2 separate regions of the Homo sapiens genome follow, and region 1 is linked to region 2. Evidence: chromatin loops called from intact Hi-C (ENCODE). Cell type or tissue: HepG2. All regions are shown on one strand. Links, peaks and the distances in the headings refer to the core of each region. The heading gives the core; the rest is flanking DNA.

What was found. A loop is a pair of places that touch in the nucleus more often than their neighbours do. Peaks named below come from ENCODE experiments on the same cell type or tissue, not always from the same donor. Only the 100,000 strongest peaks of a DNase experiment are listed, where the experiment ranks them.
Region 1: it touches region 2 in a loop (3-fold over the local background); 3 of 110 quality-filtered maps call a loop at or near these places.

The regions. Positions count from the first base shown.
Region 1 is chrX:108,287,734-108,304,224 of GRCh38, forward strand. All of the region lies in intron 3 of COL4A6 (collagen type IV alpha 6 chain), which reads right to left. Among named protein-coding and RNA genes, the nearest start is that of COL4A6, 140 kb to the right of the region's middle. In HepG2, for the core only: no CTCF peak of the experiment used is centred there; DNase peaks (open chromatin) are centred at 10,498 and 11,708; H3K4me3 peaks cover 1,770 bases.
Region 2 is chrX:108,235,345-108,251,835 of GRCh38, forward strand. All of the region lies in intron 3 of COL4A6 (collagen type IV alpha 6 chain), which reads right to left. Among named protein-coding and RNA genes, the nearest start is that of ATG4A, 150 kb to the left of the region's middle. In HepG2, for the core only: a CTCF peak has its summit at 10,313; a DNase peak (open chromatin) is centred at 11,127.

The DNA.
Region 1 (16,491 bases), core at 5,663-13,662, 52 kb after region 2:
TCCGGAGTTCTCTTTTCATGCAGCTCTCTCTTCTCTAATACTTGTTCTGCAAATTCTACCTGTCTAGGTCTCCCTGGATTCCCAGCTGCATCTCCTCATCTACTGGGCTTTGCCTCAGTTCCCTGTCCTTGTACCACTGCCGGGAAACTCTGTCCAGGTAATAAGCTGGGGTCATCATAGGGCTCACCTTGTTAGTTTCCTGTCTCTCAGGAATCACTGTTCCTTGTGGCCTGGTATCCAATGTCTGAAAACCATTGTTTTCCTTTTGTCTGGTTTTTCACTTGTTTTAGGCATGAGGGTAAGTCCAGCCCCTGTTGCTCCATCTTGGCCAAAAGTGGGAACTTTTATATCAGAGAGAAATAAATGACTGTATTGTTTAATTAACTGTTATTTTGGGTTTTCTGTCATTTGTAGCCAAATATAATCTTAACAAGCACAGGGTTGATCTTTAATTTATTTAGAACAGCTTCTAATTTTGATATAGAAAAGCTAAGATTTTTAGAGCAGCCAAAGGCTTGAATAGTGCCTAAGTAAGGTCAAATACCTGGATGAAAACGAAAAGCTCTGTCATTTCCCATGAGAAACATAGTACTTAAGCAGCCAAATCAATTCCAGCTGGTGCCAGTTGACAAAAAAAGTACATTTTTTTTGTTTAGTATGATTAATTTCTCATTCATGGAGACAGTAATTCCAATTGGACAGAAATTTATTCAATAACCTTTTTCTGAGCATATACTATAGCCTAGGCACTAGGCTAAGTTCTAGACATAAAGGCGTGTATAGACTGGGGCATAATACTCTACCAGGAGTTCACAATTTAGATATGGAACTCCTTATTTAGATAAGGTCCCTTGTCATGTGAATAGTTCATGAATTTGGCTAAGAAGCTTAGTGCCAGCTTATTTTTAAATAAATCTCTTTTTTTTTTCATTTAATTAGGGATAATGCCTTTTCAACCCATGGTTCTGCAGTGAACCAAGTAATTTATACTTTCAGTGTAAAGAAGCTTCTCCTGGAACTGAATATTCACACAAATGATAAGCTTTACTGGTATCATTGCAATGGAGAAATATATTGGGCGCCACCCTAACCAAATGATTATGTTTAACATTACCAATAATTGGAAAAATGACATCATGTTCCTCCTGATGTGAGACACTGAGAAGGACATAACATGGTAGTAAACTAAAAGGTTTAACTGCAATGTATTCATGAGAAATAATCAGACAAATCTAACTGAGAGATATTCTGCAAAACAACTGGCCTGGACTCTTAACAAATATCAGCATCATAAAAGACAAAAGAATAAAAGTGGGGGTCTGGGGAATTGTTCTAGATTAATGGAGATCAAAGAGGCTGTCAGCTAAATGCAAAGCATAATCTTTGATTGGATTCTGCATTGAAAAAACAAAATTATAAGGACATCATTGGGATAACGGGGAAGTTTGACTACAGACTCTAAACCTGTATATTTTATCAATGTTATATTTCCCAAGAGCAATGAGTATAGTGTGTGTGTGTGTGTGTGTGTGTGTGTGTGTGTGTGTGTGTGTATCAGAGTGTCTTTGTTCTTAGGAGATTCATGCTTAAGTATTTAGGGGTGAAAATTCAAATATCTGCAACTCACTCTCAAATAGTTTGTAGAAATAAAGAGATGGAGCAAGTGTGGAAAAATATTAACAATTGGTGAATCTAGGTGAAAGGTATATGGGTGTTCTTTGTACTATTCTTGCAACTTTTCTGAAGGTTTGAAAATGTTCAAATTAAAAAGTTGGCAGGAAAACAAAAGGCTTGTGCCAAGTTTTTGTTTTTGTTTTTGTTTTCGTTTTAAAAAAAAACTTCTCTAATTATTGTAGGTGCAAGCTTTGGTGTTCCTAAAAGGTTTCAAGAAGGGCCAGACATAGACTTGCAGGCAGCAACCTCCATTCCTCTGGGCATTCCCTTAAGTTGTCCTACTCTCTGCAATATCCCAGCCCATTGGCCTGCACTCACTTCTCTCTCCCTTTTGCATATATTAAAACCAAGCTCCCTGAATAACGCTCACACTTTAATTCTTATTGAATTTATATAAACTAAGGATAGCAATGGCCTCATGGAATTCTGCTTCCAGTGGTGTGCTGGAACTGGCTTGCACTGGCCTGCATTGGCTGGCACTGGTTTGCAGGAGCGAATCTCGTCAGTAGTTTGAAATCAGCCATGCTGGAAATACTTACACCATGGATATCTGCAAATGTTACTAATCAGTGTCCCCCTCTCACCCTCTCCCAGAGCCAGTGGTTAAACATTTACCAGAGCATCCCTAACTTTAATCCTTACCCTGTAAGCGATATTCTGCAGACTCTATAATTGTTTTACAATGTTTCTAAAGGATCTTGAAATTCTCAGAAGATTGCTAACAAAATATCTCATGGAAGGCTCCCTGGTGGCCTCTATTTAGTCCAAGAGGAGGCTTTCATTAAACTGAAGATGTAAGTAGGAAGAAGGAAGTTTACTGTAAAAAGAAAAAGTGTTCACTGTGCTCTCATCCAAAAAGGCTTTCTACTGAGTGGAATTTAATGAAGTAGAAAAGAGGGCTTGACCAGGAGACAAATGGCCTTGTCACTTGCTGACTGTATAAAATTAAGCAAGGCAAATAACCTCTCTGGGCCACAATTTTCTTGTCTCTAAAATGGGATCATTAATAAAAGTACCTGTCTCACAGTTACTATTAAGTGGTGTGGGATTTCCACATCTATGTATTAAAATGTGACATATAATCATCAGAGCTAACGTTTAATGAGTCCTTTGTAGAAGGCAAACATTGTACTAATTTGCTTAGAAATATAATCTCAATTAGACTTTACCATAATTCTATAAATTTGGAATTATTAATACTTCCTTGATCTTAGAATTGAGCCCAAAGCAATGTAGTATGTGCTTAATACTTGTTTATTGTTACTGGTAACTCCTTGTATTTGTGAATAATTAAATTTGGTCTTTGTCATAATCTGGTGAACACGCAAGGTGTTATGTCCTTAACCTAAACCTCAGATTAAATGTCTTGTTAATAAGCAGCACAGCAGAGAGCAGAGCTAAATCCTTTGAACTCTCAGTCCTGTGCTCTGCTACCTGTGTGACTTTGGTCATGACACTACCCATCTCCCAGTTCCTGGGTGCTTTTTAATCTGAAAAAGAAAGAGGTTGAATTTGGAGATCACATAGGGCCTTCCAAATCAGATACGTCTTGAGTCTGGGGTGACCAATTCATTCCAGTTTGCCTAGGACATTTCCAGTGTTAGCACATTAAGTCCCATGTCTTGGGAAAGCCCTCAGTCCTGTGCAAACCAGGGTGGCTAGTCACTCTAGTTGGGTCTGCCCTCTCATTCACAGAATCAACCTAGGCTTCTGTCCAAGAGGACCTACCCAGCTCCATTATCTAGCTCCAGTCACCTCATTTCCTCAGCTCTCATTAGGACCTTATTTACTGATACTTTCTCAGTCTCTTTTGTGGTCTTCTCTTTCTCTGCATGTCCAACAATTTCCCCATAATCCTCTCTGCTGGTGATAAGCACTGACAACATTTTAGTGCATGTCATTTCAACCTTTTTTAAAAATTGGGTGTAGAATAATTATCATTACAAAATTGTGATCATATTGTATAAATACTTGTTTTCCATAATTCTCACTTAACATTATGCCATAAGCATTTTTACAAGTATTAAACATTCTTCCAAGAAACATTACTTTATGTGACCATATGATATTCCACTGTAAGGGATATACCATACTTCTTTAAGTAACCATTCTCCTATTGTAAGACATATAGGCTTTTTCTATTTTTTTTTTTACTGTTACAAATAGGGCTCTGATTAGTATCTTCACTTATAAATCTTTCTTACTCCTGTATTTCCTTCAATTAAATTCATAAGAGTAGAATTCCTGGGTTAAAGACTGTGAACATTTTTAATGTTATTGATACAAAATGCCAAAAATGCAGAGAGGATTAGCTGAGACGGGAAATTGCCAGTATTAATTTTAGAGACACATTTGGAAACGCTTTAAACAATATCTGGGTGAATGTGGAGCTTCTTTTTATAAATGGTTCTGTGGTGAGAACTTAGATTACCTTGGAGAGCACTTTAAAGTTAAAATCTAAGAAGGCAAACAAAATTGTTAATGAAATGCTTAGTCAATGTGTATTGTATTGTTTATTGTAGGTGGCATTTTAGATTTAGATGACAAACATGATATAGCAGAGGCCTCTTTTTAATCACTGTATAGAATATATCTATGCCCAATATAAGGCATACAACTTAATTTTTTATGTAGAATTATTATACTCCTACTGTAATTGTACCTTTGTTAGTATCACAAACTGTTGGTCATATTTTTAATTTTTTTGATACAGTATCCTTGGTCTGAAACATAATTCCATTTATAGCATTGTTCTTATGGAAGCAATTTTCTTCGAATATCACTTGTAATATTGCATTTACAGTTAAAAAGTAGGCACCACTTATACCACCATTGTCTCCTCCTTCCACTGACCACTAGAGGGGAGAAAACATTCAGCAGTAGCTTACAACATATTTTCATCTTCCAAAGGGACCAAGGTGGTTTTCAACACATGCTTTCTGTTTAACACTGCCTTCCGCCTTCAGCTATTTCCTGCTGGGACTATTTCTGTAGCATCTAGACTTCATCATTGCAAAATGGGGCCGCCTCTTAGAAAGATTGTTATCATTTCCTTTATTAGGAGTTTATGAAGCTCTTTAAGAGTGAAAGGGTCATCTTCTCCCGCTTGTTGCATTTTCTCTTCTAGATGAAGGGAAGGAGATAAGAACTTTAAAGGTAGAGTGATAGAAGCTATTATTCTATATGTGAACAATGAAAATTAGAATATGTGAAGCAATCAAGACAAAATTCCAAGGACATATCTATAGGACAAAGTGAACTTGTGTACAACAGCAAGAGAAATAAAACCCTGAAAAATCACCACAGTAATCTGTTTCAATCCAACTCAGGGCTTCTCTGAGCCCCTCCCTGAAAGTCTCAGCCCCCATCTCAGCCTCTTGGCTTACTGCTGCCACCACACAGTAGAAGGAAAAGCACTGTCGTCTCAGCTACTAGGGAGGCAGAAGTGGAAAGATTTCATGAGCCCAGGTGTTCGAGGCTGCAGTGAGTTATGATGATGCCACTACCCTCCAGCCTGGATGACACAGTGAGATCCCGTCTCTTAGGAAAAAAAAAAAAAAAAGAAAGGAAAGAGAAGGAAAAAAGCAAAAAAAAAAAAAAAAAAAAAAAAAGCCATGATTTCCACTTCAATAATTGTCTAGCAAAACAGCAAGCCAGCTTTATTGCCGGGACCATTTTATCCTTGTGCCCAAGTCTCCAAGCCTTTGGTTGCCAGCAGTACTTTAGTGTTTTGGGAGGTATTATTACAGTATAATGGTTGAGGGTATGCATATTTGAACCAGACAGATATGGGATTGAATCTCAGCTTCACAACTTTCCAGTTATGTGACCTTTGATTTCCTTTATTTTTAAAATGGAGAGGATGATACCACTTATTCTCACAAAACTGTTGTAAGAATAAAGAGATAATTAATACATAATAAAGCCCTTAGCAAAGTGTCTCACCTATGATAAGTACTTAATATTATTATTAGTCAAGTTTGGGTCTCTGGTACTTGCTCTTACATTGTGTTCAGGCAGCCTATTTGGACCTCTGCCAACTGCCCACCCTGCCCATGCTTAGAATGGATTTTGGAAGCTACTTAAAACCTTAAATGATAACCTGGCTTGAAATCTATTCCAGATTCTCATCCCAACCTGCTAACTCTAAAATAGCCCATGGGTTATAATCTGAACTATATTTGGGACTTCGGATTCTACCCAACCATACAGGTCTGCTGAGGCTACTTGGTTTACTCAGGCAGGTTATACCCAACCTGACACTGTACAAGTCCAGGTTATACTAGGTATTCTACAGGTCAAGTGATTTTTTTTTTGATGACACCTGGGAATCATTGTAGATTCTTAAAGAGGAAAATGTTGTGACTGCCATGAGGAAAGCAGTCAGCGATTTAAAGCCAAAAGTTATCTTTATGTTTTTAGTTGATTAAACTGGCAAGAATTTGCAGGAGCTATTTAACTTAATTGGTATACTACCTGGCATGCACTTCCTTGCTTAATAAATGCTTTTTATCAAAACTCGCCTTGTGGGCAGGCTGCCTAGGTTGATTCTAGGCCATATAACTTGACAAGTACTCTATAATTCCACATTCTATCCACTCACTGATGCTACCAAAATAACTACCAGCATTTATTGAGCATGTACTCTGTTTCAAGACATTGCATCAAACATTTAGCATGTATATTCAATTTAGCCCTCATAGCAGCCCTGTGATGTACATAGGATTACTATTTTCATTTTCAGCTGAGGAAACTGAGGCTTACAGGGGTCAACTGCCCAGGGTAACATGTTTAGTATGGGGAAACCAGACCAAACGTAAAATCCAAGCTTGGTACCTAAGTTCTTTTCTTATCACTATGCTAAATAATGACTTTCTATTAAACAAAAGTAGGTCTAACAAAGGGTAACAAATTAAGGTTTTATAAGTGTTTAAGATCTTCATTGCAAACTAATGTCACTAGCTGAGAATAAATTTTGTTAGGGCAATTGTGTTTTTTTTTTTTTTGGTGTGTGTGTGTGTGTGTATGTGGTGTAGGTAGGCAGGAGGATGGCAGTTGCTAGGGACACCAAAGCCATCAATTCCTTAAGGAACAAAGGAGAAAAGGGGAAGAAGTAGAAGAGCAAAACAAGAAGGTTACAATTGTTCCCTTTGGTGTTCCTATGAATGAAAATGAAAATAGACCATGGCACAAATAAAGAACCATCAGGGAGGTAGAAAGAGACGCTTCGGTTTGGGGTCCAGAGAGATCTGTCTTTGACTCTGAATTCCACCACTTATGTGCTATGGGAGCTTTGCAAATCATTTAACCTCTGTAAATGTTACCTCATCTGCAAAATGGGGTTTAAAATAAATATTTATTCCCCAGGGCTACTGTGAAAATTAAACGAGACAAGGTAATGAAATGTTCTGGAATTAGATAGTGGTGATGGTTGCAGAACCTTGTGAATATACTAAAAAGCACTGAATTCTACACATTCAAGGGGTGAGCTTTATGGTATGATATTTATATCTCATTTAAAAAATTAAATGAGACATATATAGAATACCTAGCACAATGCCTGACATAGAGTAAATACAGATAGCAACAGCTATTACTATCTCATTATTATGTGTTATCCTTATCATTTTTACAATAATGATGATTAAAAAGATGACAACTGTTATCTTTAATAGATCTGACAGCAATCTCTGTATCTTAGTAGGACAAATACATCTCCATGTGCACATTAGTCAAGAGGAGGAGATGATCGGGCAGTTTCTGTATACATTTAGATCACAGATGGGATTACTAGACAAGGAGCTCATTTGGCATCTACAGGAGGCTCAGGGGATGCTGGCAGCTGGGTCACCTTTCCAGAATGAATTGCAACTTCCCCCTTGGGCTCTATCAACACTTCTTTCGGGAGCTCTGGCTTTCTGTGGGCCCAGATGGATACTGAAGGATCTTTGACAAATAATAGTAGAACTGCCAAAGCCACCAATAGCCAAGCCAATTGGAAAATCATGGTGGCCTTTATGTCACTTGCATATTTATTAAGCACCTACTGGAAGGCTTAAAAAATAAGACTGTTGTTTAAAAAAGTGAAAAAATGCTGTTTTGAAAATAAAGTTGTATCATCATAATTCCTTTTGAGGTTAATGGTTTGGGTTTTGTGGATCAAACATTTTTCTTTGGTTGCTTATGCAAATCGGACTAAACTTTTTCTCTGCACTTGGACAGGTCCTATCTGGCAATTTACAGATAGGCTGACCCATCTGCAAAGCAAGTTGGTTATTGCATATGGGTGATAATGCAAGTGAGTAGGAGTGGGGTTTTGGATGGTCAGGGATTGGAAACATATGGGTTTTATTTAATGACGTTTCCAAGTCAGGGTCCAAATTATGGATGTTTTCTTGGTATGAGTGGTAAAGTGGATAAGGGAGAGACTAGCCACCATTTAATGCCACAGTTGGTGGTAGTTAATGGCTTGAATATTATATAAAAATCTAGACATTCTGTTTTTAGTGGAAAAAAGAAACTTGGTTCAAAGATCCTATTTGGTTATTACCTCATTTTAACTGAAAATGCTGCCAAATTATGTTATCAGAACGATCAGCAACACCTAATGGATGCTTTGAGTGTTCAAAAGTTTTCTAATAGATTTGGGTTGTGTGCTTTCTCTAATGACTATCCCTAAGGGACCATATTCTCTGGGTAATATAAATGCCACTTGCAAATTTGTAAAGATGGTGGTAGGAGCAGGAAAGTGTATAAAGTTACTCAAAGTTCAAGATGACTGAAAATTAAGTTAATCCAGTACTGTGAGAAAAGTGAATTTATGTTGTTCACTCTGTCAAACCCAACAGATAAGCTCTGTTCATGCTAATATTTGGCCACAGGCCCACTTCTCCTCCATACCTAGGCAAGGAGGTATTGGGATGATTAATGGGTGAGAATTGCTACTCCTTCCCTTTCGTGGTCCTATCATTTCTGAATCAGAGAGTGAAAATGGGTAGGGTATGACCTCCTACTGCATGTCTGTTCCTCTGAGCCTCTAGCCACCCACCTCTAACCTCAGTAAAACTCTTTATAAAATATTTCTCCTCTCACGCCATCTTCAGCTAATCCTGCCCATTGGAAACTGTTTTCTGGATATTGGCTATATATTGTTCTATTGAACAAAGCTCTATACAAAGGAGAACCAAGACAAAGTACCATTAGTCTGATTTTCAAGGGGCTCATAATCAGTAGGGGAGAATAATTGTAATAGCAATAACATCAATGCTAACAGTCGTAGTGATGGTGGTGATGACTATTGAGTACTTAATGTGTGCTAAGCACTTTAAACAATTATCTCTTTTAATCTTCATAGTAAATATTATTTGTTGATTCATTCATTCAACAAAACAAATCAGACCAAGCCCTCTACTCTTGGAACAAAGGAAATGTGAAGCTTTGTCCACCAAGGTAGGAAAATAATCAAAGGAATAGTATCCTGGAAGTCAAGCAAAGAAAGTTTTTCAAAAAAGAGAGAGTGAAAAGGCATTTTAAATGCTGATGGTAGGTCAAGTAAGATGAGGACTGAGAGATTACCATTGTAATTAACAATGTGTTTGTCACTTGTGACCTTTATAAGAAAGGAGTGGTAGCAACGAAAGCCTGATTAGAATAGGTTCAAGAGAGAATTGGGAAAGTGGAAATTTTGAGTATAAACAAATATTTCAAGAAATTATGCTATAAGGGGAACAGGGAAATAGGATGGTAACTATAGGAGATGGTGGAGTTAAGGGAGGGTTTGATAATACTCAAATCTAATAATTAATGGAGTGCTTACTTTGTGCCAGGCACTATGTTAATTGCTTTAAAGGTATTAGCCTATTTAATTATCTTAACAACCCTGAAAGATAGGTAATATTATTCTCAAGTCACAGATAAATAAATTGAAGTTCAGAAAATAGCTAAACCATTCACCTAATGCAGAGTTTCTTAACCTTGGCACTACTGACATGTTGGGCTGGATAATTCTATGTTGTGAGGGGCTGTCCTGTGCATTATAGGATGTTTAGTAGCATCCCTGTCCTCTACCCACTAGATGCCAGTATGACCCCACCAGTTGTGGCAACCAAAAATGTTCCCAGACATGGCCAAATGTTCCCTGGGGGGCAATATGGTTGAGAATCAATGGGTAAATGTGTATCATTTACACATCTAGTAAATGATAGAACCAGGGCTTAAAAGATTAGCTATCTGACTCCAAAATCCATGCTCTCAACCACTGCCCTTACTTGTATTCCCCAAATGGCAAATTTCTCTACCCTGTTCTGGGTCCCTGTGGGCCCCTGGGAAGTGGGAAGAAAATCTGGTCTCTAGAGTGAGGGGCAACTTACACTCAAAGATATTTTTGTTTGCACTGCAATTAGTGTTCCTGCTCACAAGTTCCTTGGCTCAGGCTTGCATGCAGTCCCTCCCCTCCCCTCTGCTTCTCTTCCCTTCCCTCCCCTCTCCTGTCTTCTCCTTTCTATCCCATCTCGTCCCCACACCTCTTTTTCTCTCTCTCACGTGTGTGTGTGAGTACACACACCACACACACACACACACACATCTTGCCTTCATAATCAAGGAAAGACTTTTCAAAAACACTCTTCAGAGTTTAAGTCTCTTCTTTACTGTGGGCCTGTTTCCCCATATGTAAGATGAAAGGGTCAGACTAGATGATTGCCCTTCTGGCTCTGCCAACTGTTCTGTGAGTCTAGCGCTCTCCCTTTCTTCATGAGGTAAATACTTTTGTTGGGGGGAATGAGGGGGGTGTTTGGAACAAGGGACGTTTTAGGCCTTCCAGTGTAGAAGCTGGTGCAAAGTTCCCAGGCTGCGTTTGTCTTTGTGCCGTGTTTGCTTCAGAACTGCCTTCTCCTGTCGCTCAGGGCCGAAGGCCACTCTGGCTCTGGCCGTGGCCTGGCTTGGTGGGGCGGCGGGTCAGACAGGGCATTGTCCAGGGCTACCTTGGCAGCCTGGGCTGGCAGGGGGAATTTCTGTCGCTTCTGCTCTGTTTCCCGCCTGGCCTCCGGGCCCTCTCCCTGGGCGGCCTCACCACTGACCCTGGGAGGTCACCTCCCAGCCACGGGTGGGTGATGGCGCTGCAGGGATGGCTGTGTGTGGGAACGGGTGCTGTTCTCGGGGATCCCCGAGGAGCAAGGATCTTTCGGGGATGCTGTGAAGAGCCCATGCTGATCCCAGGGCGGGATCAGGTTCCCCTCAGGAATCTGGGAAACTCTCAAGGAGGCCCTGCGGGGGCTGGTTAAACTGTCTGGGGTCTGGGGGCGTTGGGTCATTGGACTGTAAATGCAGGGAGGGGGCAGGCGGACTTGCCACATTGCAGGCTCTGGTGCCTCCAAGGGACCTTGGAGGCCTTCAAGTCTCCTTGCTCCTTTTATGAAGGAGGAGGAAGAGGGAGAGACGGGCTTCTATTCTGCTCTCAGAGCTCTGGCTCAGTTTGGACTTGATTTAAAAAGTAAAATTCAGGGAGAAGTTTAAATTTCTTACTCTGGTACCAATTACAGGAGCAATGGGACCCCAGTTCTGATAATGGATCGCATCAGATCACTAAACTGTCTGCCACATGCCTCCAAAAGCAACCCACGTTAGGCATCTTGGGACTCTGTGTCCTCCTGCTGTTGAGCCTCTTCTTATGTTTATTATCTGTGTCTTTGTGGTACCTTTGTGGTTCCTGAGGGGTCAATATTAGTATCTATGTGGATATGCAGGTTTAAGCACATTTCTGAATTCATAGAGTGTCTGAATGGGTTTTAAGAATAGCAAATGTTGCTGTGTATATGTGTGGCTTTTCTCTCTGTATATTTTCAGTTAATAATTCTTCAACTGAATTTCAAAGGCCACGTTTAACCCCTGGCTTCCTTTCCTCCCTGAGCTTTGTGAAGTTTAAGGCTCTGTTCTTAAAGCAAAGGGGCCCTGTCTGGGGAGCCTGTTTAGACCTGTCTCTTCCTTTTGTTTGCTTTCTTTTTGTCTCTCTCTGGGGAAACCTGGCTCCTGAACCCTGGTTACCCCTTATTCCTCTCTGGGCCCCACAGCATGTTCCTCCACAGCTCCCTCCCTTGCTCATAGCTGTATTGGCATTCCCCCAACAACTTGTGAAGGGGGTAGCAATCACTGACTCGTGTCAGCTCTGAGAGAGAACCTAACTGAAGTAATGGAATGCAAAGTCACTACAATTACTTGAACTAGCAAAGACATGTACAAGGACAGAGACCACAATTTCTTTGATAACCAAACATACATTAATCTTTCTTGGGGCTAAAGAAATGAGCATTTTTTCTTTTGGTCTTCAAAAATTAAAAAGTAAAACTGAGCTTATAAGGCTGAGGATAAAAGGTGTAAAGGCTGTCATAGCAAAGCCTAGGGCTTAGCTAAGTCCACCGTAGGAGCCTGCCATGGTCACAGCCAGTAATTCAGGATAAGGGCACAATTCTAAGGTACTCTGCAGACTTTTCTGCTGACCAAGCTTTAAAATCTGTTTTATATGAGACAATGACTTCCTTCTTTCATGATTCCCCAAACTCTGCCTTATACTTATAACCCCCACAATAAAATTTGTCAGGTAGGAAACAGATGCTCTTTCAGGACCCTTTGAGTTGGTCTTTCTCCCTGGGCATCATAGTAATTACAGGAGCTTTTAACATCCCACAGAGAAAAGCATCTAATAGTCCTACCTCTGGAATCAAGACAGGATCATCTCAGTGATGCCAATTCCACTTGATTTTATGATGAATTCTCCTTAAGTGGAATTAGTAGGGACTAACCAATGGGGACACTGGTTTCCAAAGAGTTAGACAAATGTGAGGGAAAGGAGCTAGAACTATTTTCCAGCTAATTTTTTAAAAATTAAAATGTCATACATTCATCTAAAGTGAAGACTAGGTCACATCATCAAATCACTAGTTTGGGTCTCTCTCTCTCTCTCTCTGTGTGTGTGTGTGTGTGTGTGTGTGTGTGTGTATTCAGGAATAGAGAAAACCACTGAAAGAAAGCATCTAAGCAGCAGAAAAAACAAAGTTTCCATTCTGTTGTGCTAGGGGGTCTTGGACATGCCACTTACATCTAAAAATAGGGAGCTTAGTGTCTGCCTATCATGTCTCTTACTCCAATCCACCCTGGATAACCCTCACCAAATTAATATTCCTAAAGAAATATTTTTTGTCATAATATTTTTAAAAAGAGATAGCTTAATTACTACAGACCATACCAGTCTATCCATTTGAGGTTTCGTGATTTACCATTTAGACTTTTAATCAGATGCAGTGATGGGTAGTCAAACATTGGCGTGTGTGTGTGTGTGTGTGTGTGTGTGTGTAGCCGCCCTAAGTAGAAGTCTGGTACTTATGAAATGTTTCCATTCCCCACAGTGCCTGCACCAATATTTAGCCCCCAGAGTACTTTCTTAAATGTTTTTCTAGGGGGCTTGAACCTCACAAAACACAATGAGATAAAAGAAAACACAGAACATAGTCTAGGACTTCCACCTCTAAAAGTAAAGATGGTCATTAAATAATTGGCTATGTGCTTCATTTGTTAAAATAAAAGCTCTTTTGAAAAGATGATAGTGAAGCAAATTTCTGCAAAGCAATGCACATTTTTCCATCAACTTTTACTATAGCTTAGAGAGTTGCTGTGCAATTAATTTTCTTAAACATTCTTGGAAGACTTCCATTAATGCGAGTCTTCTCAAAGTAGACACCAAATTACTTCCCTGACATATACTTGGTAATTTCATCTCCACATGTTTCTAACTCCATTGCAGTGAACTTTCATACAGTCAGTGGCCTACATAAAGGGACAGACACACATTACAGCTGTGAAAACTGACATGACTCCTCACAGAACTTGTAATCACATATAAAAAACATGCTTTCCTTAAGCTTGGAATTCATTTCTTAAACCTTTAAAAGAGAAGGATATTAGAAAAACACTTTAAAACCCAGACAGGGATATAAATGGATGCTATACATGCAGTCAGGAATTACTACTCACTAGGGTGGAGGACGAAGGGCAATTGATTTGTTGATATCTCGTGGATGTCTTCCTAGCAGATTTTCTCCACTCCAAGTATTCCTCCAATCACAACAATCTGACTGCAACGAGTAATGCAGGGAGCTCAGCTGATTATGGCCACAAAGGTTTCAGAGGCCATTTGACATGGTGGAAAGAACACTATGGAGGGGAATGGAACACTTGATTTAAATCTCAGTTATGTCACTTACAAGAGATCTTGGGACAGTCTCTTAATCTCTCTGAAACTTTCTTCCAAGCCCATTCATAATTAAAGTGAGGGAAAGAGCATTCATAGGCATGCCAGGAAAGCCTTTTGTAACCTACGATGTACCTCTTGAGGGCTGGATCCAACCTTCCAGCCTTGCAATTTTATTATTTTATAAGTTCCTTTGGTGTTTCACTTCTCCCAGTTCCTGAGATCTCCATTGCTTTATTCTATGTGAAATTGTCAAGGTGAAGCTCTAAAGTTGGTTGCATGACTATGCTATAAGGAAAGAGCAAGAGACTTTGTGACAGTTATTTTTCTCTTATCCAGAGTTCTTTTGCCTCTGTCTGCGGGCTCCCAGCTATTTTAAGTATGGTTTAGGCCAGTGGTCTCCAAATCCTTTTGATTGCACACCCTTTTTCAATTAGAAAAGCTTTGAGCATGCTTCCTCAAAACATGTATATTTATACATTGTTAACAATTATATAAATCATACACATGTCCTAATCTCTCCCCCATATATTAATGATAATATATATAAAATGAAACACACAATAAATAAAAAGTGTAAAAGGATGAGACAAAGATGAAATAAACAGCATGTTAAATGTCTTGTTAATTGTGATGGCTTTATTATATTATTAGCTAATACCTTAAGGCACAATTATATACTTAGGGCAAGATCTTTCATCATTGAGAATTGACATAAATCCATATTTCATATAGTCTTCATTATTCTTGCAATATGTTTTTGCTGACTTCTTGTCAGGTGTAATTAGATTACCATGGTTTTTACTTCATAATGAGGCTGATAAAAATCTCATTTTAGGAGTAGAAGTGTGAGCTCTGCCATGTGCTTACATTACTAGTATTATCTCCAATACATGGTCTATTTGCAGGAATCTTCTTAAGCTGCTTGTCCATTTTGTGAGGGTTAAATGTAGTTAGATAATATCCATAAATCTACTTAACTAGGTCCAAGGAAACATCAATATCTCTGGTATACATTCAGGAAAAAAAGTAAGGGCCCCAAGGACACCCCTCCATCTTGTGGAGCCCCCACTCTTCCCTCAGGATACCTTACAGAGTATGCACAACAGGAAAGCCGAAGAAAGCCAACTCACCTGATGAGGATGCCAGTGAAAATACACATGTTACATATAATAGTAATAATAATAGTCTAATACATAGCATTTAGTGAACCACACAGCTTTAAACACTTTATATAAATTATTTAATCCTAAATCTTAATTTCTTTCTAGTGTCTCTCAAATTAAATGTGAATAGAAATTTTCATATTTTCTTCTATACCCAACAAATTGACCTGCATGCCCTCCCCCCTCCACCCCCCCAATTTGCAGACCACTTATTCAGGCTCTGAGATTAAGAATCTTTGGATAAGTGGGATGCCTCTATAAAGTACATTGCAGCAACTCCTCCCTGCTATCCTGCTGCTGCAGTTTTCATGTGTGCTGATAAATGACAAAAAATAGAAACTGGAGTCAAAGATAAGTGACATAGGAAGCAATCCCAGGCAACTGAAGGCAGAGGGGAGAAACTAGGTGAGGAGGAGGCCATGGTGGAGAAACCAGGAATGAGGGATGGAAAGCTAGAAATGGAGCAAGAGGGAAGGAAGTCTTGAGGGAGAAAAGGGGAAGTTAGAGACTAGGGAGGAAAGGAAGAACAAGAAGCAAAAAGGGGCACACATCTGGCAACTGAAGGAGGGGGTAGACTAGGAGGAGATAATATGTCGCTTGTTGACCTGCAAGATGCTCACTCATGTCTTAATATCTGATGTCTCTGTCATATGACTTAGCAGGGACAGCAAAAGGAAAACTGAGTGGTCCCCCAAAATTTGTGATTTGTGCACACAGATATGCAGAGTGAGCATGGCTCCTCTCATCAGAGAGGCACATGAGATTTATACAAGCAATGCAAGGACAGGGCAATGCTTCATTTAAAGAGCGAGTTTCTAAAGCTAGAACGGTAAGCAGAATGACTCCTAGGCAAGGCAGGGAAGATTTTGTTGGGTTTTGGTGAAGAGAAATTCCTGTGACTCTTCAAATCACACCATCCAGATGACCAAGGAAGGAGAGTCCTGCACATTCCTGCAGAAGCACAATTTCAGCTGTCAGGAGCATCTAGAAGCAGCAGCAGTAAAGAAGCCACAGCAAATGAGTTATATCTGAGGCAGCTGCCAAGACACCATTCAGAGGATAGGACATTGTCAAACATCACCTTCCGTATCTCACTTCAATACTAGAAAGCACGATAATGCACTCTAGGGGCAAGGAACCATCAGGGTACAGTAATGTGGTGTCTGACTTAGATTGTCAGAGCTTGCAGGTCCTTTGAGATCACACATCCCAAATCTCTCATCCCACCTATGGGAAAACTGAGACCTTGAGAGGGGAAAGCACCAAACCAAAGTCATCCAGTTGGCAAAGCTCACGCATGACACTTAGGTCTCTGGATAGTTAAAGCAGTGTTCTTGTCTCCACAGCTGTGTATTTATCTATCTCCTTCTCCAGCTCCTTGGCTCTTCTCTAGCAGAAGCCTCCCTCACT
Region 2 (16,491 bases), core at 5,758-13,757:
GAGGTATAAATTATGTACAACATTTAGTACTTGAGCCTGTTCTGTCAAGACAAATCTGGAGTCAGAGAGAGCAACCTGAGGATTCACATGTGGGAAAAATCCACTAGACTGTTAGCAACCTCACCCCACATCTACCTCAGGCTGAAGACCTTGTCTAGCATTTAACTCAAAGAGAGATGGTTTCAGCTGCTGGGGAGATAATGGTGCTAACTCCCAGGCCAGAGTCTATGGCCTGTATAGGGAGGAGAGTAGGCAGCTCATGTGTTCACAGCTCACTAAAGACTCATGTTTTGTCAGGGTTCTTCATCCTCTGTACCTTCCCAACTTTCACACCGTCATCTACTTTTGGTTATATCTCACTCTGCCCAACTGTTTCCTTAGAGTTTGTAGCAATGAAAACACTTTAAACAAATTAACAGTCCATTATCTGGTTCTTAGAGAAAGCAGAGCTAGGGATAAATCAGGAAACCATCCCTAAAGGTATCTAGATGGGAAATCGAGGAGGGGGGAAGTGGCAGTCAGAAAAGCAAGCAAAACAGGCTAAATCCTACGATCTGGGGGAGAAAAAGAGGTGAAAAGGAGTTGGCCAGACCAGGGGCCTGGCCGGATGGTGAACTGGGCAGGAAGTCCCATGTTCTGCTTACCTTCCACCTCCATTATTGCTTTTTTTCATTCTCTAGTTTTATGAGGATTTTAAAAGCTTTTGAATCGGGTGCTGGCAATCTTTCAGAAAAAGTTAATACAGAATTCTGTAGAGATAAAGTCCCCTATGAAGCCTGCCACGGCCAACAGTAGCAACACTTGTCCCTTAAAGCTGAGTGGAAAACAAATCTTCAAGTACTTTCCCCTTCAGGGCTTTGAGTGCTTCAGGTCCTTTGGCCTGAGAACCAAGCAGCTAATCACATCCCTTGACTTGCAGACTTGACAAAGGCAGGTATCTTTGTTAGTCCAGTTTCAACCAGTCTCCGGAACCCAAGAGAAGAAAAAGTGAGGGGTTGTTACGGGGGTGGGAGAAGCTCTAGTAAGTGTATCTGCAAGAGGAAAGATCTCCCAAAGGCAAAGCTAAAGAGCACAATTAGGGGGAAGGTGCACACCAAGATACAGCAAGGCTAGCTTGCAGTGAGCACTGCCAGGTAGCTGCTCCAGGGATCCTAGCCCTTGGGACCCTACTCCAGTAACTATTCTGGACTGGTTGCTTTCCTTTCATCTTCGAAACATGCTCTGGAGTGCCTGATACTAACCAATAAAACAAACAAAAATGCTTCCTCTGACTCCCTTACTCCCGTTCCCTGTAAGCTACGATCCCATCTCTCCATTGCCTTTCCAGAACAAACTTCATGGTAAACCAGCCAACACTCACTGCATCCATTTCCTCTCCTTTCACTCTCTCCAATCCCTGGCAATCTGGGCCTACCAACTCCTCTCTCTTGAGAGTACTCTCTGGAAAGTAACCAGTGACCTCTGTTAAATTCTAATCCCATAGACCTCTGCAGCATTTGTCATCACCGAACACTCTTTTCCCTTCTGAAACCCCCTCCTTGGCTTTCACTGCACTATACTATGGGCTCTTCAGTCCTTTGTCCCTTCATCATCGTCTTCACTGGCCCCTTCCATTTTGCCCAAAGGCTCTTGTCTCTCTCATGGTGACTTCATTCATCTCCTACAATTTCCACCACCTTTGCTATAAAGATGAGACAGCATTCTAATTTATTTCTCAGGTCCTGCCATGCCACTCTTATTAGACCCTTTAGGAACCAATAACCAAAACCTAGCTCAGTCCCTCATTAGCTCTCACCTGGATAATGACAACAGCCTCTGGAGTTATCTCTGTGTCCAGTCAAACATTGCAGCAATCTATCTAACACTCTGTGACAGTAATTGTCCTAGGTCTGGTCCTATTGCTCTCCTGCTCAAAAATTGTAAACCACTCCATATTACTTTCAAAATAAAATCCACACTCCTTAATCACACATTGAAAGCCCTTCACCGTTCAACTCCCACCTGTCTTTGCAGGCTTATTTTCCGCAAAACACCCCTACCTGCCCTAGACTTCAAAAATTACAATCTCCTTGCTGATACTTAAACCCATCTTGTACTCTCTCACCACGTGGCTTCCAACCAAGTTGCTTCCTCACCAAAAATACCCTTCTCTTCCAGAACTTTCTACCAAGGCTCTATCCATCTTTCAAAGCTCAGCTCAAATCTGCCCTCTTCCAAACAGACTTCTCAGATTTCCCTGGTTGGAGTTGATGTCTCCCTTCCAAAATCACTTAAAAATTTTGGGGGAATGACTCAGCTATAAAGAGCCAAGTTAATTACATCTATTAGTTTATAATAAAATGTCATCATTAGTCCATGTCCAGCTCCTCATTTTGAAAAGATCTTTTCCTTCATCCACATCCCCATTCTCATTTCTATCCCTCTCAGGTATCTTCTTTAATATATTTGATATGAGTCCAGGATATCTAACAACTATCTCTCCCTTTCTCTTTCCCTCTCTCCCTCTGTCTCTATCATCTATCTATCTATCTATCTATCTATCTATCTATCTATCTATCTATCTATGTATCATTTATCTATCTAAAATCTATCTCTATCATCAATCTCGATGTGTCTCTGTTATCTATCATCTGTCTATCTTCTATCTCTATGTGTCTCTATCTATCTGTCATCTACCTATCACCTCTCTATATCTATCTATCTATCTATCTATCTATCTATCTATCTATCTATCTATCTATCTGGTTTTGGGTGTGTGTGTGTGTGTGTTTTTTTTTTTTGAGATGGAGTCTTGCTCTGTCACCCAGGCTGGAGTGCAGTGGCATGATCTCGGCTCACTGCAACCTCCAGCTCCCAGGTTCAATCAATTCTCTGCCTCAGCCTCCAGAGTAGCTGGGATTATAGGCGCCTACCACCATACCCAGCTAATTTTTGTATTTTTAGTAGAGATGGGGGGGTTTCACCATCTTCGCCAGGTTGGTCTTGAACTCCTGACCTCGTGATCCACCCACCTTGGCCTCCCAAAGTGCTGGGATTACAGGCGTGAGTCACCACACCCGGGCGTGTGTGTGTATTTTAAATTGATATTGCTGTCTTTGGGTTATAGATCACATTCTATTTCTCATTCTTGCTCAAGAATGTCTTCAAGATCTATATTACTATTTGCACAACTACTTTGTTGCTTCTAACCCTTATGTAATATTCAAAAGTATGCATTTACCACATTTTACATGTACATCTCTCTATGGATAGACATCTAGTTTGCCTCTAATCCCTTACACAAAAAATTCTGTGATAAACAAATGATTCTGTGAAAAACATCCCCGTAAGTGTCCTATTTTCAAACCATGGAGAGGTTCTGCAGGATATATATGCAGCACTGAGGTTTCTGGGTATAGGAATACATGGTTAATACCAATGAGTGCTGTCAGATTGTAAGCTGTAACAGTTTACACTTCCATCAGCAATACATGAAAAATCATTTTTTCTCCTCATGCTAACAAACACTTGGTGTTATCTGACTTTAAAATTTTTGTCAATCTGATAAGTATAACTTGATATCTCACTGTTATTTTAATTTGCACGTCTCTGAATACTAGCAAGGCTAATCATCTCTTCATAGGCTTGTTAGCCAATGCAGTTTCTCCCCTTCTGTGGTCTGTCCATTCTGTGAATATGCTTTTCCCATTTTAACAATTGTGTCTTCTGCCTTTTTCTTGTCGATTTACCAGAGTTCCTTGGACATTGTAGCTATCAATGCCTTATCAGTTTTAGACATTGCAAATACCTTCTCCCAGTCTATCATCTGTCTGTTACCTTTGTCTATAGTGTCATTCATTGAACCGGAAGTCTCAAAATTGATGTAGTAAAATTTATGACTTTCCACCTTATGTCTTGTGGTTTGGGGTCTTATTTAAGAAGTTCTACACTATTTCAGGTTATAGAGAAATTCTCCTACATTTACAGTTTTACCTTTCACATTTAGGTTTGTAATCTATCCAGAGGTCACCTTTGTATGTGATATAGGGTAGCAATCCAACTCTATTTTTCTCCAGATAACAGTGCTTTTCTTTTCTTTTTCAGGTAATCGAACCAAGAGGATATGATAGCATATGCTTAGCATAATGTGGTAAATTGGTAGGACTGCTCATAGTCACCCGTGGAAGCCACCAGCCTGGGAGCTCTGGCCACGTTAGGTTCTTCCTGGATATCCTAAGGGTCAAGAAGATCAATAGCTCTGTAAACCTATAGTCCATTTATAGCTTGTAATGTGACACACTGGTTTGGAAGCTCTGTCACATGATGATCTACCCATTCCAATACCAAAAATCCATCCTTCCCTTGATGTAAAATTACTTTTATCTCATCATCTGTTTCTGAGCTCTATATTCTATTAATTGGTTTACTGGCCTTTTACTGTGCACTCCTACTTATTACTAATAATAATATGTCTTTGCAGCATTTCTCAAATTGTAGAGGGGAAAGTCACCTGTTCTTTATTCAAAAATCAATTTAAATATTCATAGACATTTATTCTTCTATCTACATTTTAGAATAAGTTTTTAAAGTTCCTTAAAATATCCTGCTGGTATTTTCATTAGAATGGCATTGAATTTGGCTGGGTGTGGTGGCTCACACCTGTAATCCCAGTACTTTAGGAGGCTGAGGTGGGCAGATCACTTGAGGTCAGGAGTTTGAGACCAGCCTGGCCAACATGGTGAAACCTCGTCTCTACTAAAAATACAAGAATTAGTTGGGCGTGGTGGTGGGCACCTATAATCCCAGCTACTCGGGAGACTGAGGCAAGAGAATCATTTGAACCCGGGAGGCAGAGGCTGCAGTGAGCCAAGATTGCGCCAATGAACTCCAGCATGGGCAATAGAGTGAGGCTCTGTCTCAAAACAAAAACAAAACAACAACAACAACAACAAAAAAGAATGGCATTGAATTTGTAGATTTGGGAAAAATTGACATCTTTACAGTAAGTCATCTCATCCATTAACGTTGTATATCCCACCATTGATTCAGATCTATTACATCTGTTTGTAGAATTTAAAATTTTTATCTATAAAATGTCCAATATACTTTTTGTCAGGTAAATTACTAATAAAAAAGATATGTTACAGGTTTCCTTTTCTGTTGTTATTGTAAATGGTAATTTTACATGTAGAACTTCGCATTTCTATTATCATATTCAGAGTGTGCTTTGGACTAGAATTCTATGTCTAAGGGCCTTTTTCCCAAATTGGGCTTGGAGCATCTAAAGACAAGCCTTTGTTTGGTTCACCTTTCTTTCCACTACTGTGCTTTGCCAAATTAAGTGCTCACTCAATATTGGTTGAACTGAATGAAGGGGGCTGTGAAGCACTTCAGAATGCTTTGAAAATTACTGTTCATGCAATTTTCTGACAAAAATGTCACATGACTCTCATTTAAAAATAAATTAGCCATAGTGCTTCAAATTAAATATTGGAGGAAACAGAGGGGAGAGGAAAAACATTACTAACTATGGTTTTGCATTTTGAATCATGCTAATGTTTTCTACAATCCCCAAATTAACTTATGAAAAATGGAGGGGGAAGTATCTCTGAAACTGAATAGAAACAGAAACAAATGGAGTTAATTTTGGTGGGTAATAACTGGGTGGGGGCATATAGGAAATTTTGGGGTGATGATAATGTTCTGTATCTTGGATCTGGATGGTGGGTACTTGGGTATGTTAACTTTACGCTTATGATTTGGGCCCCTATAAATATCATATAATTTAGAAGTTATAAAAAATGTAAAATGAGACATTATAGCAGTTCACAAGTAATATAAATGTATATAAAACACTTAATATAATGCCTGACACATAATAATAATACCTACACTTACTCTAACTCAGGCCTGTGCTAAGCATCTCATAAAGATGGTACCATAGAATGCTCAGAAAAGCTTATGAAGTAGGTACTATTATCATTGCCATTTTATGTATGAGGGAAATGAAGCAAAGAGAAGTTAAATAACTATTCACAATCATACAGTTGGAAAGTGGTAGAAATACCATTTAAACCCAGGCAGTCTGATTGCAGATTGTGTACTTTTAATCACTATGCTGAACTGCCATCCAGGAAATAGTGCTATTATGATTCATATATTATATATAATCTTATATATTATTCATATATAATAAATATACATAATAATATAATATATAATAGTAAATATATATATATATATATATATAGCCCTGAACAAAAAGTGTTCTGACTGAGCTGTTTTCAGAGTAGCATAGCTTGGTGAGGGGTGCTCTACTGCACCTTAGCTACCATCATTTCTAAGGAGCTGAACCTGGAAGCTCTGGAGAAGAAAAGGGTTCTACCTCTTGGTCTTCTGCCAGATTATTCTAATGGTCCTTTCTACCTCCTTTCCAAAATGATGGGTCAAAATAGAATCCATTTTCTTAAAAAAACTTTCTATTTTGGAATAATATTAGATTTATAGAAAAGTTCAAAGATAGCAGAGAGTTCCAGTACACCCCTAACCCCATCACCTGGTTTTACTAATGTTAACATCTTATGTAACTATTGTACATTCATCAAAACTAGCAAATTAACATTGGTAGATACTATTAACAAAACTCCATATTTTGTTCAGATTTCACCAGTTTTTTTTTTTTTTTTTTTTAAGAGACATGCCAGTACATTGCCCAGGCTGGTCTCAAACACCTGGCCTCAAGTGATATTCCTGTCTCAACCTCCTGAATTGCCAGGATTACAGGTGCAAGCCACTGTGCTTGGCAGATTTTACCAGTTTTTATACTAATGCCCTTTTTCTGTTCCAGAATCCAAACCAGGATACCTAATCACATTTAATAAAATGCACTGAAATTTGTTTTTGATCATGGTAAAAATACCTAACATAAAATTGGTCCTTTTAGCCATTTTTAAGTATACAGTTCTGTGGCATTAAGTACATTTACACTGTTGTACAACCGTCTCCACCATCCATTGCCAGATCTTTTTCATTTACTCCAACTGAAACTAGTAAAATAAATTTTCACAACAACAAAGAAAACCTGTAGTCCAGAGTAGCTGGAGCCCAGAGAAACACCACCGCACAATTAACTACTAAGCTGTAACAAGACCAGACAGAATATGTAGAAAACATCTAGATTGAGTTAGTGGTAAACCCTCTTAATAAATAAATATTTGGCAATAATAAGCTAAGCAACCTATTTGAGTGAAATCTATAGCCTGAACAAGAAGCTGCAAATAAATGGTTTTTAGAAGACACAATTCTGTGAAAACAATCCAAAAGTAAACAAATCACCAGGAAGAACAAGAGGACTATACTCCTGTTTTCAGAAGAGAACCTAAAAGTGGTCGCTTGACTCACTCCCTGGCAGTTACCTAGCAATGTGCATGGCACCTGAGTGAGTGATGAGACTTACCCAGTCTGGATGTCTTCGGTGGCCCTCTCAAACTCACCAGTGCACCACCTCATGTATTCTGTACCATTAAGCAACTGTTGGAAGACTGCACAGTCAAGCACCTTGTTCTGAGAACAATCCCATAGCATATAAAAAGCTCACATAGCTACTGTTGCAAGTATTTGGCAAAATAAAGAAAGAAGAAGACTCTCTAGATTAGAAACATGCTAGATACTCTCAATCAGTTCTTCTCAGCTGTCCTGTGTCTACAAATCGCTTAGGAATCCTGTTAAAAAAAAAGGTTCTGATTCAGCGGGAGGCTCAAGGTTCTGCTTTTCTAACAAGCTCCCAGGTGATGTTGATGCTGCTGAAGCGACTTCACATTGAACAGCAAGGATATAAAATAGTAGTTCTTAACTTGGCTGCATATTGGAATCACCTAGGAGATTTGGGTCCCATTTCCAGACAGTCTGATTTAATTAATTATTTTAGGGTATGTTATGAACTGAATTGTGTTCCCTTCAAATTCATATGTTGAAGCCCCCCTCCCCCATGTGACTGTATTGGAGATGAGGCCTTTAAGGAGGTGATTAAGGTTAAGTGAGGTCATAAGAGTGGCACCTTGATCCAATAGAACTGGTGCCCTTATAAGGAGAGGAAGAGATACCAGAGTTCTCTCTTGCCATGTGAGGACACAGCATAAAACCAGGCCACCCCATAAAACCAGGAAGAGAGACCTCACCAGAACCTGACCACACTGGCACCCTGATCTTGGACTTCCAGCTTCTAGAATTGTGAGAAAATAAATTTCTGTTGTTTAAGCCACCTAGTCTATGGAATTTTGTTATGGCAGTTCAATCTGACTAAGATAAGGCATGGCCTGGACATTGGGGTTTTTAAAAGCTCTTAAGGTGATTCTAATGTGCAGCTAAGGTTTGGGAACCTCTGCTCTAAATAGTAGTTGAACTGAATGCAATGTCAAAGATGCATCACTCACATACCCATGCATCACTCACATACCCATGCATCACTCATACACAAAAGCTACAGAATATGCTTGGAGAAACATCAACCCAATTCACCAGTTAATTACAGGATAGACATGAACACCCTCCTACACAAACAACTTAGTCATATTCATCAAGGACATCAGTGGCTTCCCCAAAACCTGGGAGAGCTTATGTGATGTTTATAAAAGGACAGCGGTCACATTTTCTCTTTTAGTTCTCTTCAGGAGAAACACTGTGGACAATGTTATTATTTGTATTTTCTTAACCAAGACATATGATCCTTTTTTCTGAGTGGGCATATGGAAAATCCTGTGAAGAATAACCCTTCAGGTATGTTCACCAATTTTTTTTTTTTTTTTTGCTTAATTCACAGGAGAATGATAAGAGAGCTATCACTCTTCTCTGATCACACCAAGCAAGGCTGGGCTGCCATAACATGTTATTTAGTGTTCACTTCTAAGCAGCATTCTCAGAGCTGGAGTTCTTGAAATCAACATTGAATTCCATCAGAAAAGAATATATCTACCTTGAAAGACTTTTATAGCAAAATCAAAGGATTAGGGCGAAAACCCATAGTCTTTTTTTGGTCATCTACTGTGTGCTATTGGCCACTAATCACAAAAACATTCTACTGTGAGCTCAGTTTACTTAGGCTCTGCTTCTTCTTGGCTGACCAATAATGCTGCAATTCCTCACGTCTTAGGATCAGGGCACCTAGAAACACACACCTAAGCATTTGACCTGCTAACCAACTGAACTACAGCGTTGCCCCTCATCATGGAACTTTCACTGGGTTGCTGTAAAGATTAAGTCTGAATCTTCAATGGAAAAGGGCTTTAGAAAAGGATTCAGTACTTCGTGAACAAGACCATAGCATGATGATTAGGTCATGAGAATGTTTGAGGGTGCTGAAATGGTTGGAATGAGTAAGCTTTAGGTTGGTTCAACTGTCCTAACCACCACTTCTTTCCCAGATGCAGATAATCAAGAAATGATCATGAAAATATCTAACAATTTCCTAAGGTTCACTCTTTCGCTTGTTAGCCCCAGGGACTCATCCAAAAAAGAGCCAGATCAGGTGGCCACAGGGCTAGGCTTGACCCAAGGAAAAGAGATTTCTCTTTTCAGACACCATTCAGATGTTCCCTTACATTAGCAGAGACTAAAAAGATATTCCTGAGGGACAAGTCATGTGCTACAAAAGGCAGGCCTTCACAAATTCTCTTGCAAACAACAACTTGGCAGAAGTAGGGTTTTCTGCTTTAACTGGTGAGAGAAGTTTGCTGGGGGTAAAATCACAGAGGAAAACACTTCATCAGTACATGTGACAAGACAAACGTCTTTCATGAACTTTCCCACCTAGTTTAAAAGACTATTTTAACAGAAGGGTGCGTGCATGTGTGCACACAAACAAAAAGGTCAGTCCGATAACATTCCCAATGCCTTTATCCAAGAAGTCTTCTTCACCACTCTGCAGTTTGATCCTCCTTCCCTTCAGATGCTTCCAACAGAAGGCTCACTGCTGTGAGATATTTTTGTCACTAATTAGCTCAATTAAATGGTGCACTGAGCAGAGGGAGCACCATGTTATTGTCAGCATTTACAGGAATCACATGGAAGGAACTCTGGGTCTAGTAGGTAAGGCTGAAAAGCTAAATATGCTTAAACCTCCTCCCACGTACTCCCCCAAAGCTGTGACGTATTGGCAAGTATCTTAGCATTTAGCAAAGCAAAAGCTCGAGATTGCTAAGCCTGGAGTGAAAGTGGTAATCTGCCCCAGCCACACTGAGACGATGGAGGATTGCCTATCAAATAAACTTTTGTGGTCATCTGCACTTGAGCCACCTCGAAAGAGGGTACAGACTCCATATTTCGATATGCAGGTGGCAGCAGTGAGCAAGCCTTACACCCTGTCCTCAAAGGGTGCATATTTTAGCAGAGGAAACAATGACTTTGGCTACTGTCAGTCTGGATCCAGTGTAGGTCCCAGTGATCTGGAAGAAGGAATTCAAGCTCTACGGCCTAATATAGTTCTGAGATGCAACTCAAATGAATTCTGAATTTCTTAGCAAGCAAAAAGCTGGCAGATGATCTGAGAATTGATAGGTTAGTGTACCCTTTTGACAGAGGCTTAAACCAACATTTCAATAGACTGTATAGAAGTGGCCAAGAGGGAGATAAATGTGTCAGAACCAAGCTACTGATATCTCTATTCCTTTTTCCTCTCACTTTCCATGGCCCTGATTACTTGGGTTCCTCTGAACTACTGGGGGAAAATGATTCTTTTCTCCAGTATCTCAAAAGAGGCCTGGGACTGCTAATTGCTCCATCTCCATTTTCTTTATCTCTTTCATGTATGATAGAGTCAGATTTGGGTTGGAATTTCAGTGATTTTACTTACTATCTGTGTGATCTTGGGCAGATAACCTGTCTGTGTCTGTTTTATTATCTTCAATATGCGATTAACAATAGCATCTACTTGGGAGGGTTATTATAAGGATTACATGAGATAATCCATTTATATCAGTTAAAGTTCTTGGCTGCAAGCAACAGAAGTCAACTCTGAATATATTAAGCCAAAAATGGATTTACTGGAAAGAGCAGGAGTGGTCAAACTTTATCTGCTAAGAGTCCAATAGTAAATATTATAGGCTTTGTGGACAATACTGTCTCTGTTACAGCTACTTAACTCTATCATTGTAGCACAAAAGCAGCCAGAGGCAATAAGTAAACAAATGGATGTGGCTGTGTTCTAACAAAACTTTATTTAGAAAAAGAGGTGATGGGTCAGATTTATGGTTTGCCAATCTATGATATAGACTTCCAGAACAGATGAAAAGGTGAAGGAGACTTTTGAAGCTACATAGCAGGAACAATCTGGCCAGGGTATCATAATCGCAGCCGCTGACTACTACTGTGATTGAACTCTGGCTCATGATCTTAGCTTCAGTTGCTCCACAGAGAAAGTGTCCTATTAGTCCAGCCTAGGACCTATGACCACTTCCTATCTACACAGGGACAGGAAGGGGGGTATCTGAACTCCTTTGGCTTCCGCAGTGAGAGGTGGGCCCCAACTCACATCAAGACTCATACAATGAGGGATTCTTTTCAACTAGCAAAGGCATTTTCCTGCTGAGTGATTAAAAAATGACAAATATTCACTATACCTCATAAAGTTCTTGACATAGGGCCTTGCATATGGAAAACTCTTGGTGATAATGATGATGACGCTTATTAATATTAGAGCACTAGTACAATGCCTGATCCATGTGGACACTCGATAGGTTCTAGTCTGTTCCTCTGTTCCTCCCTTTTCCCCTTTCCCTTGTGGACTTTCCCACAACTCACCTCTCACCCCTCACTATTGAGAGGCAGCATGGCACAGTGCTCACAGGCATAGATTCTGGAGACTGCTCAGGTTTGAATCCTTACTCTGATCCTTCCTAGCCTGTGACCTTGGGCAAGCTGCTTTATCTCTGTTTCCTGTTTATAAAATGGAACGATGTTAATAAGAGCACTTGTTTCCAGAGATGATAATGAGGATTAACAGCATCAATTGATATAAAGCACTTAGAACAACGCCTAGTGCATAAGTGTTTACTATTTTTATTCTCTCTCTTCTCATAAACTTTCTACTCTCACCATATCAACACCCCAATCTGTGTCTCCTATCCAATTATTCTCCCTAGCTTTATCCCCACATTTCCCCCTGCCCTCAGACCATGTCTGCTGGGGTGCTGGGCTGTCATCTGAACCAGTTAATAATTACCCTTCCCCCACCACCCCCAACTTGAGGCCTCAGACTTGCCATTGATTCTCTTCCCTCCCTTCTCCCTTCATCCACTATTGATCATTGAGATCTGCCTATGCTTCCTTTGAAATACCATTTGTATCTGTCCTCTCTTTTCTATTTACATAGCATTTGCATTTCCGGCATGAAGTTTTGAAATAGCCTATTAACTTGTTTCCCTGCTTCTACTTTTTGTCCACCTGCCCCCCACTGCCACCAATTCATTTTGCACACTACCAGATTCAACTTCCTAAAAGATTAAAGAGTATGTACCACTAAGCTACTCAAAAGCCTTCTGTGCCTTTCTCCACCCAGAGAAACTTAAACTGGGGTATAAGAATGGGCTTCAGGAGGTCCATAGCCCACTCCTTTCCTTGAAATTAACTATATGAAGAAAATGTTAAGCATCTGTGCATACATTTCTGAGGAGAGGAGAGGATATGTAGCTTCCATCAGATTCTTAAAGGGGTCTGTGGTCCCCAAAATGTTTAACAGATGCTCTAAAGCAGTGGTATCCAGAGTAGGGGTACAGATACCCCAGGGAGAGTACAAGATGGTTTTCTGGGGTATGAGAAGAAACTATCAGAACTATTTTGTTCATTGTATTACATCATCCTGTATGATTTTGTGTATGTTTTATAATGTACTAATATATTAGTATAAGTATACAGTATATGAATATACATATATTGAGGGTGTGCTATTTTTCTTATATGTGTGTATGATCAAAAAGGTTTTGAGGATACTGCTACAAAAGATCAAATAAATATTCCTTTGCACTTCACTCTGTGGTCTGAAGCTATTTTTTCTACCCTTACTCTTTCATGTGAACTTCCACATATATAATGGGCTCATTCCCACCTGTGGACTTTGGTTTATGTGCTTCTCTTTGCACAGACTGCCCTCTCCCTTCTTCTCTGCATATTAAAATGATATCTGTTTTTCAAGGCTCGAGGAAAAATCTCACCTCCACCAAGAAGCTGGTTCTGACTGATCCACCTGCTACACCACTACAAAACTCTCTGTCTAACACTCATTGTATTACCTAAGCAGATGGTTCTTAGATATATATGTTACATGTTTTATTATTGACATATCTTCCACAACTAGAAAGCAAGCTCATTAAAAGAAGACATAACCTCTATAGCAGGGGTTCCCAACCCTGGGGCCACAGACTGGTATCAGTCTGTGGCCTGTTAGGAACTGAGCTGCACAGTGAGAGGTGAGCAGAGGGTGAGTAAGTGAAGCTTCATCTGTATTTACAGCAGCTTCCCATCACAGGAATTATCACCTGAGCTCCACCTCCTGTCAGATCAGCAGCAGCATTAGATTCTCATAGGAGCGCAAACACTACTGTGAACTGCACATGCAAGGGGTCTAGGTTGCATGCTCCTTGTGAGAATCTAATGCCTGATGATCTGTCACTGTCTCTTACCACCCCCACATGGGACCATCTAGTTGCAGGAAAAGCAGCTCAGGACTCTCACTGATTCTACATTATGGTAAGTTGTGTAATTATTTCATTATATATTACAATGTAATAATAATAATAGAAATAAAGCACACAATAAATGTAATGCACTCATATCATCCCGAAACCACCCCACCCCTGGTCTGTGGTAAAATTGTCTTCCATGAAACCAGTCCCTGGTGCCAAAAAGGTTGGAGACTGCTGCTCTATAGGACCTAGTACAGTGCTGGAACAAGTGTTTAGTAGAGACTTCCTGAATAAACTGCTTGGGATACAACAGGATATAGAGTCCTCTCATATTTCTACTAATTATAAGGCTATTGACTGGCAAATGAGGAAACTCATATGAAGCAGGGAATCTTTAGTTATTGCTGATGATCTAGAAACCAGGTGTCAAAGAGTAAAAAGCCTGAGCAAACACAATCCTGTCCAGCCATCCCAGAAAGCTTTATACTTCTAGTCCATTTCCCCAGGGGTTCCAATTTTTGCTGAGACTAATTTATTAAATGTATTTGAGGGGTAAAGCATTAATGACTGATAATGTATTTAATGAGTGTCCCAATCTCAGATAATGACAGCACTCAGATATCTTCATAGGGGTGAAGAATGATTGTCAGGAATAGCTGGGGAGGTCTGCACTTGGGGTTTCCTCATGTCCTTCACATCCACCCCAAAAATGAATAGGGAGAAAAGGAAAAATGGAGGAGCATCAGGATTTTTTTTAACCACACAAAGAGGTGAAATGTCTGTCCGAGGTAAGAGTAAGCACTAGAGCCTCTGTTCTCTCCATTCCTCTCCAGCGCTATCTGCCTTCCACAACATCCACTTCCTCCCTTTCAGGAGTCTGCAGTTGTATAATATACAATCCATGATTAAAATGTCTTCCATTGCAAAGTTCAAGGTAGGTTGCAGTGAAGTGACATGAGGGACACGGAGCTTGAAATACTTCAAAATCCAAATAACTAATCTGAAGCTGGATTTATTGCAATGGGTCAACCCCCCTCAGGCTGTGGAACTGTGCAAACGAAACTCCAGGAACACAGAATGGCATCCAAGTCCCATCTCTGTTCAGCAGGAAGTCTGGAGGATCAGAGAAAGCAAAACAGCTGGCCAAGTTGGGAAACTATAAATTTCTAAACAATTTCCAATTCGCTTTAATGTAGCTGTTCTCTATAGAGTACTGCCTTTTACTTCAAGTCTTTCTGGTGGTAGTAAAGGAGCTCTGAAAGCTGGAGGCAAAGATTAAGACCCCCAACAAGTTTCTGAGAAGGGGCCGAGTGAGAAAACGTTTCTCGGTGTTTAAAACTTCCCTCCACTACAAAGTGGCGAATGAGCATCGGGCAAACATCCTGAGATGAACTCTTTATTTATCTCAATTCCTCTTGGCCAAAGTCTATGAAATAATTAATTCTAGCCCCCTTGTCATCACTTAGATGATCTAGAGAAGTTCATGGACATTGATGACAAGGCTGTCAACCTCTCCCTAAAGCACCATTCCTTTGTGTGCATAGGCTCCCCTTCAAATCTGCTCAATCTCGGGAGGACAGGGCCCTTTGTCTCGAAAATCCCTCCCTCCACAATACAATCAAGGCTTAAGTGACTCCCTGGGCCTGTAGAACCAGTCACAATGCCCCATGCTTCCTGCCCTGAGAGCCCAGAATTCTGAGAGCCCAGAATTCATGACCGTGCAGATAAATGAATTATACACTTGGCCAGAGATTAAGCCTGGTCCTTTGTACAGCAACCTCTGAGGTCTGGGGGAAGATTTGACCTGTCAGGATCTGTGTTCATTCTGCCTTGATGAGAGGCAGAGCAAAGCAGTCCTGGCTGTACAATCCCACACCCTGGGGTGTGATAATCAGCAAATTGCAGACAAGGAATTGGCTATTGCCTGATTCTCATTGTCCGGGGCCTAGGCTGAACTGTTCAGTGGCTGGCAGGCTGTTTTTTTGACTCCAGATGGTGAACCCATCTCTTGCCAGGCAAACCAAGAAATAAGAGCCTTCTGAGCTGAGGTGCTAGCCAGAAACGGGTCACAGGGGAGTTTCAAGGGGCCAAATGCACAGAGCTAAGTCTAACTCAGGATTCCACATGCGGACTGAGGCAGGAGGGAAACTTGAGTCTGAACTTTGTTTCCTTGGCTTTAAACCCAAAGATTTAGATATAGATGGGAGAATGAAAACATCTTTTGAACAGGAAAAACACAAAAATTGCTATCAATCAAACTGATTCCCTAATATGTCAATCAAACTGATTCCCTAATGTATCAACCAAGTAGCCTGCAAATGTGAGTCATTTGAAACCAAACATCATCAGATTTCCAGAGACCTTTGCAAGCCAGATGTGAGCTGTCTGTTGTCTGATTGTCTTGGCTAACTCCTTCTCTCTCTCTCATGTCTCTGCCTAAATGTCTCTTCCTCAGAGAGGCCTAAACTGTTTCCCCAGTCTACATCAGATCCCCTTGTTATAATCTCTAATCGTATATGTTAACTTCTTTCATAGTACTTATCATAATTTTAAATTATTCATATTTGCTCATCTGTTCAACAAATATTTATTATACATTTACTGCCTCTGTAGATACAACAGTGAATGAAATAGACAAAATTCCCTACCCTTAAGTAGCTTACATTATAGGAGGAGAGACAGATAAACAAAAGTAATGTTATAGAGTAAATAAAGGCACAAACATAAATTTCCATGCCAAACATATTTTGCAACAAGTTTTATGCTGGTCAATATATATTCTACAGTGTATGGTTATGACGAATTATGTTTCTTTTTCTTTTTCTACTTGCCTTTTTTA